Linked DNA regions of Homo sapiens: region 2 is linked to region 1. A link is an interaction called in ENCODE POLR2A ChIA-PET data of the cell type or tissue named here. Cell type or tissue: A673. All regions are shown on one strand. Region 1 overlaps FNBP1L (formin binding protein 1 like). Region 2 overlaps BCAR3 (BCAR3 adaptor protein, NSP family member).

Evidence for each region. Peaks named below come from ENCODE experiments on the same cell type or tissue, not always from the same donor. Only the 100,000 strongest peaks of a DNase experiment are listed, where the experiment ranks them.
Region 2: POLR2A ChIA-PET joins it to region 1 with 12 read pairs; 3 of 35 experiments call an interaction of 5 or more read pairs at or near these places.

The regions. Positions count from the first base shown.
Region 1 is chr1:93,471,455-93,475,454 of GRCh38, reverse strand. All of the region lies in intron 1 of FNBP1L (formin binding protein 1 like), which reads right to left. Among named protein-coding and RNA genes, the nearest start is that of FNBP1L, 25 kb to the right of the region's middle. In A673, no CTCF peak of the experiment used is centred here; no DNase peak of the experiment used is centred here; H3K27ac peaks cover 753 bases.
Region 2 is chr1:93,571,270-93,575,269 of GRCh38, reverse strand. It overlaps BCAR3 (BCAR3 adaptor protein, NSP family member), which reads left to right. Exons shown (of 12, transcript NM_003567.4): 9 at 3,429-3,600. Among named protein-coding and RNA genes, the nearest start is that of BCAR3-AS1, 19 kb to the left of the region's middle. RefSeq lists an enhancer at 1,791-2,788. In A673, no CTCF peak of the experiment used is centred here; no DNase peak of the experiment used is centred here.

The DNA.
Region 1 (4,000 bases):
TGATCCTCCCACCTCAGCCTCCCAAATAGCTGGGACCACAGGCACGCACCACCCTGCCTAATTTTTTTGTATTTTTTTAGACGAAGGTGTCTCTCTACGTTGCTTCTGGCCTCAAGTGATCCTCCCACCTTGGCCTCCCAAAGTGCTGAAATTATAGGCATGAGCCACTGCACCTGGCCTAAATGTATTTTAAATAATAAAATTTTTTATTATATATTTTCAGAATATGTAAAGCTTGAATCTTTAGTTTCTAAAAGTTAGGAGTATATTTTACTTCTTTCATTGCAAACTGCAGCTCTATATATTTTGCATGTCTCATAGTTTTTTAGTTGTATGTGTATCATCATTCTAGACATCAAGAAAAACTCAAAAAAGAAGAAGTCACTTCAGATTCTGTTCACTTAAAAAAAAAATACAAAATGACCTTGGCTCTAGTTCTCTACTGGAAATGAACAAGCTTTAGAATTCAGTTATCATGACACAGTGCTACTGTTATCACTTTTATTTCTCCAGTTTCCTTGATATATATATCTCCTACTAAGGAATTGGAGGTTCATAACAAGACATCAAAGAAAAGAAGCTAGGTGTGAGAATGAGAACTACAGTGAAAAGAGGCAGAAGAAGTTAGGATGTAGTTATTTAGTAAGGTAACTTAAAAACAAAAAAACAAGAATGGCTTATAGGCTCTGGCCATCATCTCTCTAGCTTCATCTCACATCATTCTTTCCCTGAACCTCTAAGCCCCAGCATTATGGCCTCTCTCTAACTCTAAGAAATGATTGACAAAATAACCTGGGTAGGATTTTTAAAATATATACTCTCCAGACCTAGTAAATCAGAATCTCTGTAGAAGGGGCCTGTTTTGTTTCAAAAGAACCAGGATGTGTGAAGAACATTCCACAGAGAAGCCTTCTCAGGCTAGGCACGTCTATTCTAAGTTTCCACAGCTCTCATCACACTTGTAGTAATTTGCTCAATACTTATCTTCCCTGCTTATCTTATCTCAATACTTATCTTCGGAGTAAGGGCCCTGTCTGTGCTCTCTTTCCTCCTCCAGAATCACTCTCTTTCTTTCATCAACACTTCTCTGGGCCCCAACAGACTATTATCAATGGTTTCCCTTGCCCTCTAACTTATCCTTTGGTTCAGTCGATTGGAGGCATCCTGAAGTAGGATGGAAGTGAAGTCAAAGTTTTTGTTTTTGTTTTTTTTGAGACGGAGTCTCACTTTGTCACCCAGGCTGGAGTGCAGTGGCGTGATCTCAGCTCACTGCAACCTCCGCCTTCCGGTTCAAGCAATTCTCCTGTCTCCACCTCCTGAGTAGCTAGAATTACAGGCATGCACCACCACACCCGCTAATTTTTGTATTTTTAGTAGAGATGGCGTTTCACGATGTTGGCCAGGTTGGTCTTGAACTCCTGACCTCAGGTGATCCACCAGCCTCGGCCTCCCAAAGTACTAGGATTAGAAATCCAAGTTTTTATTCCTCCACCACTCTGCTGTAAATTTCCTATATTCCCCTACTAAAGGCCATAGATCCCGTCACGCAGCCCTTTCTGCCTACAGCTACTGCTTAGGGGGCTAGTAACCAATGCCTCTCCTTGCCCTTAAGGCCTAACTACTAGCAGCTCCCAACTGTTACTAGCTCTAGGGTAATGCACCATCCACCACTGCTGGCTCCACAGACCAGGCCCACACCTTTATAAAAAGTTTATTTAAAACTCCTCAGTTAAGCCTTTTGAGTACTGTTTCCTACCAGGACCACAGACTAATACAAATGTCTGTTCAAATACACGTTAAGCTCAAGTTAAGACATCCTATCCAGTGTAGCAATTTCTACAAGGCAGTTGGGGATGTATACCCAGAACTAGGCACAGTGCTTTCTATAAAGTATTTTATAAATGCTTGTTGAAGATGGAAACGACCCCCACTAGAGGATTAATAAATCTCTAGGTAAATTACATCCATTAGAGGCATATAAAAAAAGTTTTGGAGTCACACAAATCTAGATCAGAGTTTAGCTTTACATGACAAAAGTTAACCTTAAGTTTCACCTTCTGTAAAATGGGAATACCACTACTTATCTCGCAGAGCCGGCATGAAAGTAAAATAAAAAATAAAAGAACATCTAGCAAAGTGCTTGGCACACAGATAATGTTCCAAATTATAAGATCCTTTCTTGCCCAAATTCAAAAATCTTTCAGAAAGATTTTTGACCAGAATAAAATAAAATGGTTCAAAATCACTTGTTAATTACTTTACACTTCCATCTAAAGCAACATAAAGATAACAGAGCAAGATACAATAATTATAAAAGAGATGAAAAAAAGAAATAGACAAATCTAAGATGATACTAAGAATAAAATTTGTAAACAAAATGCAGACAAAAAATCCTATACATTTGCTAACAGTGAACCAGAAATCTGACTTTAAGTTTTCTAGCAGCAAGTGCAAAATGAGAAACATAAACAGTCATACAAAACGCAGTTTCTATACTATAAAAAAGCTAAAGAGTAATTTCTTCCATGAGTCCCACAGAGAATAGCACGATAATGCAATCAGCAATATTCTTAACAGCTTTATGGTAAACTAACAAACTGTTAGGATTTTTTTTTTTTTTTTTTTTTTTTTTTTTTTTTTTTTGAGATGGAGTCTTGCTCTGTCGCCCAGGCTGGAGTGCAGTGGCGCAATCTCGGCTCACTGCAAGCTCCGCCTCCCGGGTTCACACTATTCTCCTGCCTCAGCCTCCCGAGTAGCTGGAACTACAGGCGCCCGCCAACACGCCTGGCTAATTTTTTGTATTTTTAGTACAGACGGGGTTTCACTGTGTTAGCCAGGATGGTCTCAATCTCCTGACCTCGTGATCCACCCACCTCAGCCTCCCAAAGTTCTGGGATTACAGGCATAAGCCACCACGCCCGGCCGAGGATTTTTTTTTTAATAATCTCTCTGCACATACACTGATGGCTGCCTTCTCAACAAAATTCAATAAAAGGTAGTATAATATTCATGGTAAAGAATAAGGGCTCTGGATACAGAAATATCTGAATTTATATCACTCTGCCACTTACTATGAAGTAGTTTTAGACAAGATACTTAATCTCTCTGAACCCAAAAATGTGAAATGCACTGCTTAAGTATTCAAAAATCATTAGATTAGTAGTAGTATTCGTGAAATCAATTTAATAGGAGTAAAAAGGGAATATGACTCAGTCCAAGAACAAGGAGATTTCTAATTCCCTGACTTAAGTAAAGATTTTAGAGTACATAAACCAATGGTTCTCAAACCTTGGTACTGTCAGAATCATTTGGAGTGTTTTCAAAAAACACAAATTTCTGGGCCTCATTCCAGAGATCTGATTCAAGAGATTAGAGTAGGGTTAGGGAGTATGGTTGTTACTGCCTTTAAATTCTCTACATGATTCTAATGATTGTCCAGATTTCTGTACTGCTAATTAACAGCACCATTTCTCAGACAGGCAAGAATCACAATAATCAATGAAGTCTTAAAAAACTATAAACTGCTGCCCACCCAACACCCCCATAAATTAATGTTATTATTAGACTCTCCAAGCCAAAGGCCAACTGAAATAAAAAGTTGTTGCTGATGTTTAAAAGGTATAAAATACACAAAACAAATGACTAACTTATCGACTACCAGCCAGAAGTTGAACAAAGAAATGAACCAACATTTTCACCCAAGCAAGAAACAATGAGGATAAATAAAAAAGAATTAGGTTTTTGGTTTTGCTTTTGTTTTTTGAGGCAGGGTCTCACTCTGGTCACCCAGGCTGGAGTGCAGTGGTGCAATCACAGCTCACTGCAGGCTCCACCTCCCCGGCTCAAGCAATCCTCTCACCTTAGGCTCCCGAGTAGCGGGGACTACAGGCACACACCACCACGCCCAGCTAATTTTTGTATTTTTTGTGGAAACAGGGTCTTGCAATGTTGCCTAGGCTAGTCTTGAACTCCTGGGCTCAAGCCATCTGCCCACCTTGGC
Region 2 (4,000 bases), 100 kb before region 1:
CCATGTCCTAGTTGCCATTACTGACTGCCCATGGCTTTCCATGAAGTTCCAGGTCACAGTGCTGTCCAGGAAAGCTTTCTGTGGTAACAGACGCATTCTGCACTGGCTATTACAGTAGCCACCAGCCACATGTCACTCTCGGGCACCTGAAATGTGACTGATGTGATTGAAGGATGACTTTTTATAATTAGAATTTGCTGTTTTCACGGTAAAAAGCCACTTCTCGGGGGATGGATGTCGCTGCTTTAGAGTTTCCTCGGCTGTACAGCAGATAAAATGACTCCTATGCTGCTGCTGTTTTGGCCTCGCAGCCGTGGATACATCCCATAGAAAATACCCAGAATGCTGAATTGCAGCCATGTGGGAGGATGGAGGTGAAGAAGTGGGCCATGCGGATTTTGTTCGGGAATACCCATTGCTTAAGCCTCTGGGGAATTCTAGGTCCCGCTTCTGAATTTCCCTGCTCTTCCTGATGAGACTTTTCTAGGTTCCAGCCTCTCTCCGGGTGTCCCCTTTTTCCCTCCTGCCCTAGGGGCCTGACCTCCCGGCTCCACTAGCTTCGTTCTATCAGCAGAGGTGAGCTGTGCCACCACACTTTGCCATTTCTCCCATGAGACATTTCAGCCTGAAAGGCCGCAGGTTCCAGGCCTCATGAATCTGAGCCCTATTTTCTTAGTATCATTCAGTGTGCTGGGACAGGCTGAGGGTGACAGGTTTGGGGCTTCTCTCTTGGCTGTTTTCTGACTTTCCACTTCATTTGTCTTTTCTCCTGACTGCCTCTTGGCTGGGGTCTTGCTCCTTAGCTTGTTTCTTGTGACCTGTGGGATCTTCTTTTTAGAGCCTGGGGAGTAGTTTTATTAATTACAATGTGTTTATTAAATAAAGGCCAAGGTTATAGAGGTCCTGATGTGTCACATGATATCACCTTCTTGCATTTGAGAATCAAATACAAAACCACCCTTTATTTTTAATTTACCACCTCACCCATTCCAGGCATACTGCTCTGGAAGTGTCCTTCATGTGACATCTGAGTGCCTCCTCTTGCCAACCACAGGAGCTTTTGCTGCAGATTTGCCAGCCTGAGTTGTTTTTCCCATAGTCGGTGTATCCAGGAGGTTTCAGGCAAATATTGGTTGAGTGAATGGATATAACCATTCAGTTAACCATTTATACAACACTAGAGGGCCATTAAAACACAGGGAGAGAAAACACTGAATAAAGAATCAATTGAATGCAGCATGGGAAGTGAGTTTATAGTTAAAAGCAACATCTAAAATGTTCTGTCAATGTTAACATTTTGCAAATGGATAAGAAAACTCTTCCAAAAATGTATCAGATAACAGCTGGGCGTGGTGGCTCATGCCTGTAATCCCAGCACTTTGGGAGGCCAAGGCAGGTGGATCACTTGAGCCCAGGAATTCGAGACCAGCTGGGCAACATGGCAAAACCCTGTTTCTACAAAAAAACACGAAAATTAGCTGGGCATGGTGGCATATGCCTGTGGTCCCAGCTACGTGGGAGGCTGAGGCAGGAGGATCCTTTGAGCCAGGGAGGTCAAGGCTGCAGTGAGCCATGATCACACCACTGCACTCCAGCCTGGGCAACAGAGCAAAACCCTGTCTCAAAAAAAAAAAAATAATAATAATAATAATAATAATAAAAATATATTTTAGGTCTATGTTTGGATTCATTAATTGAGAAAGACAAATCAGGAGAAGGAGATAAATGGAGAAAAGAGGAAAGAGATGGAGACAAAGAGGGAAAATGGACCAAGATACACAGGGAGAGACATGTACAGAGACAACTCTAGTAACAACTGCTATTTATTAGGTGCCCGCCAGTGCCAGGCACTTTAATTATTATTATTATTTTTGTTTTGAGATAGTCTCTCTAGTTACCCAGGCTGGAGTGCAGTGGCGCAATCTGCTCACTACAACCTCTGCCTCCTGGGTTCAAGCGATTCTCATTCCTCAGCCACTCGAGTAGCTGGGACTACAGGCATGTGCCACCATGCCTGGCTCATTTTTGTATTTTTAGTAGAGATGGGGTTTAGCCCATGTTGCCCAGGCTGGTCTCAAACTCCTGGGCTCAAGCATTGTGCCTGCCTCAGCCTCCCAAAGTGCTGGGATTACAGGCCTGAGACCTGGCTCACTTTAATTATTTTCACACCTATACACAGTCTCTCCTTCTCACAACCCTTGCTCCCATTTTACAGATGAAGAACCTGAGGAGTGGAGCAGTTAGGTACCAGCCCAAGCTTACACTGCAAGTGAGCCCCATACATGCATATATACGCAAACACACTTGGAGGCAGAGCCCATTACCTATTTAACAAACATTAGAGAAATGAGTGATGCTAAGCACTCAATGAATCCCTGCTGCCCTTTGCTCAGGGAGAGCAAGAGACCGACCAACACACCTGGGCACGGAGAGAGCACAGCGTGGAGTAACATCGTAAGCTCCGAACGTTCAGGACAGAGTGGCCCTGGAGTTCAAATGCATGCTGTATTTTAGTAACTACAGCTATAAACTGGGGCTTCGCCTCCAGCACTTGTACCACAGCCTGGAAGAAACTGAGGCAATTCTGGTCTAAAGCAGTTAACTCCTGGGTCCTGATTTACAGTGGGAAGGAAAGGGGGTCACAGTCTATGCTTTCTGCCGCAGACTGACCCCATTCATATTGATCCTGTTGTCATGCGGAGAAAAGATCACCCTGCTTCCTGTTTTGGGTCTCTGAGGTTGACCCATGTAGTTTAGGATGAGAAAAGGGAGGTTTGTTGGGGAAAATGAGATTTCGATTTTATTAGGGTCTGGCCTTACAGGCACATTCCAGCCCATCAACTATTCAATCTTTATCCTCCTCCCCATTCATTTCCTGGCCTCTGGAGTGGGGCTGGAGAACACCATTCTTACCTCCTCTTTCCTGCCTTTGTTCTGATGGCCATGTTATTGTCTTGGATCAAGCATGTCCTCACATTTTTCTGTCCCTTCCATCCCCAAATCCAGGGGGCTCAGTGGAGGTGGCCCTGGGATTCCCCGAGGAGAGATTCTCAGGCGTTTTGGGGGACCTGCTGTCTCCATGGACCTCTCATGGTACAGGGTACTAGGAGCCACATGCACTTCTGAGCACCTTTGCCCCAGGAGCTCCCTCTTTGTGCCCCCAGGTCCAGGGTTGAATGTGGCCCTGTCCGGGGACATCTTGCTTTCTGACTGAAAGTGCACCCTCTGTGGCCTACTTTGGCCCTCCACAGTCAGCCTGCTAAGGGGCGTTCTCTCTGTTGAGATTGGCCGTCTAAACTGTGCTGCCGGCACATTTTAGAGCAAAAGGAGCAAATGGCACAAAAACAGCCCTGCTCTTGGCTGATTTGGTTTAGTTTTCTCCTAGTCCCATTGGCCCTGAACCTGACCGCTGATCTCCTGGCTTTCAGACACAACACAATGGCCATCGGCATTGCAGTGGACATTCTGGGATGCACGGGCACTTTGGAGGACCGAGCGGCCACTCTGAGTAAGATCATCCAGGTGGCGGTGGAACTGAAGGATTCCATGGGGGACCTCTATTCCTTCTCAGCTCTCATGAAAGCCCTGGAAATGCCACAGGTAAATTTCCAATTACTTTATGTGTACTTAATGTTCTGTAAAGAGATCTGCATGCCATGTTTGGCAAATCAGACTATTTTAGTCAATCTCAAAAGTAAATTGAATCTTAGTGAAAGCTGCTTCATTTAGGGGACAGTGTCCTAAGTATTTGGGGTCTACTTTTTTTTTTCTTTTTTGAGACAGAATCTCACTCTGCCACCTAGGCTAGCAGTGGCACAATCTCAGCTCACTGCAACCTCCACCTCCCAGGCTTAAGTGATTCTCATGCCTCAGCCTCAAGTAGCTGGGACTATAGGCAGGCACCACCACACCCAGCTAATTTTTGTATTTTTAGTAGGGACAGGGTTTCACCAGGTTGGCCTGGAACTCCTGACTTCACATGATCTGCCCGCCTCAGCCT